Regions from separate parts of the Homo sapiens genome. Here regions 2 and 3 are each linked to region 1. A link is a contact called in ENCODE Hi-C or POLR2A ChIA-PET data. All regions are on one chromosome and are shown on one strand. Each heading gives the region's core, a stretch centred on a gene start or an enhancer-like site at or near the end of the contact. The rest is flanking DNA. Distances are from core to core; before and after follow the strand shown.

Region 1 (2,911 bases), core at 5-2,504:
CCACCCTGCAAAGGGCTCACGAGCCTCCTGAGGAGGATGCATTTGATCAGGGTAACAGGAGTCAGCAGAGGGCTTTCCAAGGACAGGTTTGCCAAGAAGCGAGAACAGACTGAGGGGGGAACGATAGAGGCACTGGGTGTAGTCAGACACCACTGCAATGGTAGCCGAAAACCGCGCCGTGAGAAGACTCTGTGGGGAGGGTAACTAGGTGCATGAGAGTGAGAGGAGCGAAAAAAGCCTCGGATGGCTCCGAAGCTCCTGGCCCAGCTTCCAGGGGTTGGTGGCCCAGGACCGCCCCTGCACGCGGCCTCGGGTGCCTGCTCCAGGCAGACCTGCTTCTCTGGCCCATTCTCGGCACCAATCACTGTCCCATCCGCCCGTCAGCCAAGTCCTCTGAGTTCTTCCCGGAGCCCAGCACCCTGATGCAATTGTCCCTGCTCTGAAAACCCTCAGCAATCTATTGGGTCTTCAGTAGCATCTACTCTTTCTAGAAATGTCGAACAAGGTTTTTCGATTGTGCTGCACGTGTGGCAGACACAGAAACGGAAACGACCTTCCAGAGAACTGGCCAAAGGACGGGAGCTGCTCCAGTAACTGAAGGGCACAGACTGAGCGCTTCTGATGGAGTCGGGGAGGTCGCCGGCCCATCCACCGGCTGCCCGAGGGCCTCCCACTGACCTCCCCCGGCCGCCCTCCGAGGGGCCTCTGCTGACCTCGCCGTGCTGGGCACGCTCGGCTTTAGCGGGAAGCTGGGGGTCAGGTTCAAGGCTGTGAGGAGCCACTTCAGCCCGGGAATCTGAATTTTTTCTTCAAAAGCGCCTGTCCCCACAATGGGTTTGTACTGGGGAAAAAACCCACACACGGGATGAGGTGCCCGGCTTCTGTGAGGGTTCTGAGCACTTCGTTTTTCTTCCCTTTAGATTCTGACAACTGTGGACTAAAAGGGTTGCAGGCCCAGTGCCGGAATTCCAGTATCACCTTCCACCAGGCTCCTCACACGTCGACATGGCCCCCACTTGGTGGTCTGGCAGGCGTCGGCGGTTGGGGACGGCGCCCCGGGGACCCCGCGGCCCTAGCCTTCCCCGGCGCCCCGCGAACGCCCTCCGCGGCCCCAGCAGCTGAGCGCCTGGGTCCCTGAGAGGCACCCCAGGAGGGCGGCGCGGGCGGGTAACGTCACACACGCGCCGCATCCTGGATGCGCGTGCGCGGCAGCGGCCGAGACTCCGTTTCCCAGGGAGCCGCGCGGCGCGTCCACTTCCGGCAGGCGGCGGGGCCCGGAAGCGGCGCGCGGGGCCGGCGAATCCCGCGGCGCCAGGTGGGAGCGGGGCCGGAGCATGCGGGGCGGCCGGCGGTCTGCGGCGCGCGGCGCATTCGTTCCCCCGCGGCGGTGGCGGTGGCGCGCGGCGGCTCTCCAGTGAGCGGCGGAGCCCGGAGCGGCGGGCTGGGCGCCGGGCGGGCGGGGCTCGCGGCTGAGAGGCGGGCGGGCCGGGGGCGCCGGGCGCGGGGCCGCCATGTGGAGCGGCCGCAGCTCCTTCACCAGCTTGGTGGTGGGCGTGTTCGTGGTCTACGTGGTGCACACCTGCTGGGTCATGTACGGCATCGTCTACACCCGCCCGTGCTCCGGCGACGCCAACTGCATCCAGCCCTACCTGGCGCGGCGGCCCAAGCTGCAGGTGAGCGTCCGCGGGGCCGGGGGCCGGGCGGGTTGGGGTGGGGGCCTCTCCTCCAGGCCCCAGACGTCGCCTTCCCGTCCCAGTTCGGAGCTGTGGCCGCGCGAGTCGAGATGGAACCTTTCCTGGTTCCCCAGCGGCCAGGTCTTCCGCCCTCCAGCTGGCCGTGGGATTTGAGTGCGTCCTGCCAGGGCCTGGCCGAGCTGACTCTCGACGCCCCCTCCTTTCCAGCTGAGCGTGTACACCACGACGAGGTCCCACCTGGGTGCTGAGAACAACATCGACCTGGTCTTGAATGTGGAAGACTTTGATGTGGAGTCCAAATTTGAAAGGTATGGGCGTAGGACAAAATGCCAGTGAAAGGGAAAACATTACTCATGTTCAGATTGTTTAAAAGTTAGCTTTCTGTACATAACATGTTTATTTTAGAGAACTAGTCTTACCGAATGTCTTGAAGTGGTAGAATATCCTAACTGGAGGCCTATGCGTGGCCTGTAAACATTCAGCCTGGAAGGTGACAGGTGATGAATGTCGTTTAAGAAGTAGTTCTCAGCAGAGTGTGATGGCAGTGGGATGTCCTGGACGGGGAGGCTCCGAAGGAGCAGGGGCCACGCTTGGTGAACCAGTGGAGAGCAGACAACTCTGCAGTTTCACTACCGGGGACCAACTTGTCTTTTCCTGGTGGAAGTAGTTCGCTTAAGTTACTTGTGAGGGAAAAGAGATGAGGATAGAGGAAGCAATTTTGTAGAAAATCATAAATAAGTGACATGTGACGTTAGAATAGATCAATGTCCAAATATGTAGAGTATCTTAAAAATTACATCTGACATGGCCTAATTTTTTTTAATTGAATAAGTATACTTTTAAATATGATTTGCTTCTCACAAGTCAACCATTTCCCTTCATTGCCTGGGAGGTATCTGAGGAGAGAATAATGAAAGTTTGAGACTCATGCTGGACTCCACGCCCTCTAGGCAGCCAGTCCCTGGGGGTAGCTGGAGGCGCTGGCAAGCCGGTTTCTGCCTGGCCTCTTTAGGCCTGTGACCTCAAGCCAGTTCCTGCCCTCTCTCTGCCTCCATGAAGGGGAGGCCAGAAGTGCTGGTGACCAAGCTGCCCGCTCGGTTGTAGCTGCCCACACCTTTCAAAAATGCTCAGGATTCATCTGCACTGGGTTTAATTTCCCAGACATGAATACTGCCTCTTCCGTGCCGGGCCGTGTACCAGTTACCAAGGACAGCTAG
Region 2 (2,937 bases), core at 300-2,799, 340 kb after region 1:
GGGCAAGTGTGGGCCTGGCCACCTGGTGGGGCTGTCTGCACCGATACAGTTCACACTGACACTGATGACCATCAAATGTTAGCTTTCTCACGCTCAGCAAACATGCAGGTCTAATTTACCCCAGGCCCTTCCAGGGCCCCAGACCTGGACAGTTCTCTGCTCCTGGACATAGCACCTTCCTCACCCACCCTCAGGGCCGCCTGGCTCTTGAGCCAGCCTTGCAGTCTCTGCAGCCTTGCCACAGCTGTGCAGATGTCCCTCTGTCTCCTGAGCCTCTAGCAGGCCTGTGGTCACCCCTCCCAGAGATGGGAGGCACCGAGGCCTCTGACTCTGGCCATGTTTGCTGATTGAGCACTGAGGCTATGACCAGTGATGCCCCAGGTCTGTAGCTCCCACCCCTCCTCCAACTCCTCCAGCTCATCCAGCCGGGGTACTGCATTCCCGCTCCCCGGGACCCCCAGCCCGGGACGTCTAGGTCCAGCCCCTCCCACTCGCCCAGCTCCTCCAGCCCGAAACATGGAGCCCCCACACGGCTCCCAGCCTAGGACAAGGAATTCCGATTCCCCTACCCGCCACTCAGCATGGGACACTAGCAAGGGCTCGCCCCACGGGAGCCCCAGACGTCGTGGAGGCTGGGGAGAGACTGGCTCTCCTGGCCCCCGGTCACTCGTGCGGCCATGGCGGCCCACGTCTCGCCTGTCCGCGGGCGGGCACCAGGAACAGCTCTGACACCGCTCCCCGCCCCCGGGCGGGTGCGCAGCGCGACCCCAGCCTCCGCCCCGCCGCCTACCTGCTTGTCCCGCGCGCGCCGCTCCGCTTCCTCCGCGCCTTTGCGGCCGCTCGCGTACGCGGACGCCACGAAGCTGTCCCCTGCGGTCCGGGGGCGGACGCGCGGGAAACCCGCACCGAGGAGGGAAAGAGACGCGCCGTGAGCCCCGCGGGCGCTGCGCCTTCGCTGTGTCCCCATCGCCTGGAGACCGCGCAGGGGCAGGCGTGGGGGTCCCGCGCGCTCCTGGAGACCCGCGGCCCCGTCCCCCCACTGCTGGCTCCAGGGCAGGACGCGCGCGGGCTCCTAGCTCTGAGGGTCCCGGGCCGGGTCGCCGCCCCCCGCCCCGCCCGTCGGCTCGCCCGCTCACCTTCCGGGCTCTCTCTCCGCTTGCGGGCGGCGGCGGCTGCGGCACGGCGGGACGCGGGGAGAGGAAAACGACAGTGAGAGGCGGCCCCACGCCCGCCCGCCCGCCCTCCCGCCCTACCGGCCCGCGGCTCACCGTGCTTCGACTGCAGTTTCCCCATCGCCGCCGCCACGCCCCGCCGGGCCCCGCGCTCAGGTGCAGGGCTGAGTTCTGAAGCCGGGGCCGGGAGCCCGCGGGGGCCGCATGGGCCGGGAGCAAGCTAGGGTGCCGGTAGGAGGTGAGGGAAGATGGCTCCACGCCGCGCGGGGGCCGGGGGAGCCAGGGGGCGCCAGGTACGGCCGCGGGGCGGAGGTGGGGGGCCACCGGGCGCAGGGCGCGGGGACAGCGGCGGCAGCGACGGCGGCCCGGCTCCCTCTGAGCGCGTGCGCCCGCGCCGGGGCTTTAACCGCGGCCCCCGCAGCGCCCCCGGCGGCCGCTGCCCGCAGCGCATCGGCCTCGACCCCCGTTCCCAGCCTGGAGCCCCACCAGCGATGAGGACCCGGCCCGGCCACCTGTGGGGGCGGTCAGGTGCTGCAGCGGAGCCTGGCGGGAGTCAGCTCCGACCCCTCACCAGGCCGTCCTGGGTCAAGGGATCCCCAATTCCAGAGGAGCCTGAGGGCACCTCCCTTTGAAAGGGAGGACCCGCCTCCCTTGGCTGCTGGAGAGGGGGTGGGGGTGTGGGCAGCCCAAAGGGGGGTGGTATCCGGCAGGACTAGATCCCCGCCCTCTCCTGGCGCTCCAAATTGATGAAGAACCAGCGTTGGCCCCCCCCGGCCCCGGCTGGAAGGGCCCTGCACCCCCTCACTTTGTCCTTGGTTTGAGCAGGGTCTCCTCCGACCTGTGCCTTGAGGGTGTTGGAGCCTCCCAGGAGCCCCAAGCCTGGCCACCTGCGCTGCCTCCTCCACGTGTCCAACTCAGTGGCTTCAGCTGCTACCTCCCTGGCCTCATCTCAAGCTCCTCCAGCTGGCTCTGGAGACCCGTCCCTCAGTACCCTTCACTGGACCCCCTCTCTGCCTCCTACCCTGCTGGGTACCTCAGGGCTCTCTTCCTTATTTACCTTCAGAGGAACCTTCTTCCCTCACTTCCTCCTGGAACCCTAACTTGCTCCTGTTTCTGGGACATTTCTCCCTTCCCTACCCATGACTCTCCTCCCTGCCACGCCCTGTTGCATTGATACATTGTATCTCCCCAGCCTTTCAAGAGCTAGCTCAGCATTTTCCCCACGGGCTGTTGCCACGCCCACGTCTCCAACCTCAGTGGGTGACCCCACCTTCTGCCAGGGCAGCTCCCGTCCCTGGAGTTGGAGCTCCGAGGCTGGCGGTGCGGGACCCCTCACCTGCCCAGCTCCGGCCCTGCCAGGCCTCCGCTAAGCTGGCCCAGGTCCCACCCGGTCTCTCTGTTCCCACTCCCCTGGCTGGAGCCCTGTCTCACAGCTGAGCAGCGCAGCTCCGCGGCTGCCCAGTGCTGACTTGCACCTCTGGAGCTGACGTCCAGCCAAGCCCTTTCACTCCAATTACTGCCTCCCATTCTCAGACCATCCTCGGGGCAGATGCCGCCATCACACGATTTTACAGAGGCCTAGGCTGCTCAGTGGCAAAACGGAAAGTTAAACCAGAGGCCCGCCCCCCACCCCAGCAGCCTCCCCTGCTGGCTGTCCGCAGATACATGAGCTGTGGGCGAGCACATGAACAAGGGCACACGGACCCTCCTGGGAGTAGTCTTGCCTGCGAGCCATTCCCACCATCCTCTGAAGAACCCTAGTGGA
Region 3 (2,796 bases), core at 34-2,533, 420 kb after region 1:
GCCAGGCTGGTCTCGAACTCCTGACCTCAGGTGATCCACCCGCCTCGGCCTCCCAAAGTGCTGGGATTACAGGCTACGGCCACCACGCCCGGCCAAGACTGGATAATTTATAAAGAAAAGCAGTTTAATTGGCTCATGTTTCCACAGGTTGTAGAGAAAATATGGCTGGTGAGGTCTCAGGAAACTTACAATCATGGTGGAAGGTGAAGGGGAAGCAGGCATGTCTCCGCATGGCCAGAGCAGGAGGAAGATGGGGAGAGAGTCATGTACTTTTAAACAAGATCTCAGGAGAATTCTATCAGAACAGCACCAAAGGAGGAAATCAGCCCCCATGATCCAATCACCTCCCACCGACCCCCACCTCCAACACTGGGGATTGCAATTCGACATTAGAGTTGGGTGGGGACACAAATCCAAAGCATATCAACCTGTTTGTAGTATTCCGCTCCCTGGACATCATGAAGGCAGGAGTGAAATTCCAACACTAAAGGTCGGTGATGGTCTTCAAGTACTTACCTGTCGGTTCACTGGAGCAACTTTTAAGCATTGTAAATAGAGATCTGTTGAGGATGTCAGTGATGACGTCACCCAGTACTCTCTCTAGCCCCAAACACAACTGGATGTACGTTTTATAAGTTCTTAGATGGCTGTTGAGCAGTAGAAGAAGATATCCTAAAAAGCCTCCTGGCTTAAGCACATTTTTTAAAAAACTAACACATCAGTGTAAAATAATATTTTGTTAGTACTCATCGATAACGAAATCAGCTCTGAGCAGATTCTCCCAGTGAAGGCGTCCCTGCTCTGGCTCGCGAGGACGTGAAGCCTGCGGGGGCAAAGGCCGGAAGGAGAGGCTGCCAGAAAAGGCCAGGGGAGAGGCTGGGGTAAAGGATGGGAGGAGGGAGGCCAGGAGGGGCTGGAACAGCAGGGCCGGTGCAGTCAGTCGCTGGCCCAAGGGAAGCCCCAGGTCGCTGGGCTAGGATTGTGTCTTGGATTTGGGGTCCTGGCCTGGATTTGGGGTTGCAGGTTGGATTTGGGGTCCTAGCCTGGATTTGAGGTCCTGGCCTGGATTTGGGGTCGTGGCCTGATTTGGGCTCCTGGCCTGGATTTGGGGTCGCCCCAGCGCCACCCGCGCCCACCCAGAGCCGCGGAGAACAGGGCTTCGGGACAGGTCTGGAAGCCGGTGAGGCTGGGGGCGAGGGCTTCGTGGACTCGGTGCGTGGGGTGGGGCCAGTTCCGTGGCTTCCAGGGTCCTGGGCGCGGGTGTAGACGCAGCCTCCCGCACTAGGGGGCGGTCACACCCTGCCTGGCCTGGGGCGGGGCCCGAGTCCCCGCGAAGCCGCCCTCGGAGCGGCCCTGACGCAGCCCCCAGGCTCGCCCGGTCCCTCCTGGCCTCGGGCACACGGGGCTGCCAGGCGCGGGCGCCATCCAGCCGTTCCTCCCTTTCCGCCGGTTCCCGCCGGGTGCCTCGCAGGGCCGGCAAGTCCGCGTTCCCGGGGAAATATTCGGAGAGCGCTTCTCCAGCTGATGGCAGGAAGAAATAACCCTGAGCAACAGGGAAGCCGAGGGCGCGGGAACACAGCGCCGCGTGGCTCCGGAGGCTCTGGGTGCCTTCCCTCCCCAGGAAACGCTGCCGAGTAGGTAGAAAACACTAAATAAAAGCCACGTGTGGAGTGTGAAGAGCTCTGGGAAGGTTTTCATAGAGGACACCAAGATGACAGACGCAGCAGAGTTTCAGTCACAAACGAAGCTCGGGTGACAGGGAAGGGGGACGCGAGGGGCCCAGGAGGGGCGGGCGGGGAAGAAGCGCGGACGGCGGCCCCCGCAGGGCGGGAGGAGGAGGCTGCGGCCGCGAGGACAGCTCGGACGGGGGAGAGAAAGGAGGTTTCCAGTAAAAATAATAACGCCAGAGAGAAAACCGTAACTCGCGTGACACAGACAGAAATTTCCAGTAATAATCATCAGGTGATAGAGAAGGAAGGCTTCCAAAATGAAGAACAAGTGAAATAAAGGTTTTAGTCATGAATTACAGCACGTGCGATGGATGAGTGGTGATTTCTCATCATAAATGGTAACTCGGGAGATAGAGAAACGTGTCCAGCCCTAAACTACAACAGGGTTTGGTTTGAAAGAGAGGTGCTGTCATAAAGCGGAACTCAGGGGATGGGGAAGACGGCCTCCGTCCCAAATGACAACTCAATGACAGAGAACAAAAGATCCAAACTAAAGTGATGGAGAAAAAGGGTTTCCAACCACCACACAAATGAAGAGAAAGACTGATCACATAATGAAGTATTCAGTCATTAATACATGATAAACCCGGTGATAGAGAAAGAGGCTTAGTCACAAATTACTCAGATAATGGAGAAAAAAGCCTTATTCATGTATCACTCAGGTAGATACATCAAGGCAGGTTTCCTGCCATAAAGGATAACACAGCTAAAAGAGAAATAAAGGTTTTAGTAATAAGTGACAATTCATATAACAGAGAAAGAAGGCTTCTGGCCATAAGGATAACTCATGTAATAAAGAAAAGTTTTAGTCATAAATAATAGAGAAAGAAAGGTTTCCGATAGAAAATGGTAGAGATAGAAAGGTTCTAGGTAACAAACGGTAACTGAAGTGATAGAGCAAGGTCACAAATAATAACTCAGGTAATAGAGAAAGATTTCTAGTCATAAATAATACATCTGCTACAGAAATAAGGGTTTTGATTCATAAAGTTATGTCATAAGTGATAAGTGGTAGAAAAGGAAAGGTTTTAGTTATAAATTATGATTCAAGGGATAGAAAAACAAA

The links. A loop is a pair of places that touch in the nucleus more often than their neighbours do. ChIA-PET counts read pairs that join two places held with the same protein, here RNA polymerase II (POLR2A). Pooled maps may share reads with other maps.
Region 2: a pooled map shows a loop between it and region 1 (2.9-fold over the local background). The contact joins the promoter of NKD2 here to the promoter of CLPTM1L in region 1. A Hi-C loop is called at or near these places in 2 of 168 maps with a recorded cell type or tissue (Right ventricle myocardium inferior and cardiac septum) and 6 of 50 pooled maps. POLR2A ChIA-PET finds 5 or more read pairs at or near these places in 2 of 52 experiments (activated T-cell and naive thymus-derived CD4-positive, alpha-beta T cell).
Region 3: a loop to region 1 is called in a pooled map, with 3 times the contacts of the local background. The contact joins the enhancer-like site here to the promoter of CLPTM1L in region 1. A Hi-C loop is called at or near these places in 8 of 50 pooled maps.

The regions. Positions count from the first base shown.
Region 1 is chr5:1,343,442-1,346,352 of GRCh38, reverse strand. CLPTM1L (CLPTM1 like) reads left to right here and starts at 1,254. Exons shown (of 17, transcript NM_030782.5): 1 at 1,254-1,673; 2 at 1,902-2,002. The coding sequence starts at 1,512.
Region 2 is chr5:1,007,414-1,010,350 of GRCh38, reverse strand. NKD2 (NKD inhibitor of Wnt signaling pathway 2) reads right to left here and starts at 1,549. Exons shown (of 10, transcript NM_033120.4): 1 at 1,269-1,549; 2 at 1,137-1,172; 3 at 791-870. The coding sequence starts at 1,293. RefSeq lists enhancers at 1,522-2,287, 2,288-2,937.
Region 3 is chr5:925,603-928,398 of GRCh38, reverse strand. No RefSeq gene overlaps it. Among named protein-coding and RNA genes, the nearest start is that of TRIP13, 34 kb to the right of the region's middle. RefSeq lists a silencer at 1,200-1,259. Within about 2 kb of position 1,283, at least 5 of the 41 ENCODE cell types and tissues checked have a DNase peak (open chromatin) inside an H3K27ac peak, as active enhancers do.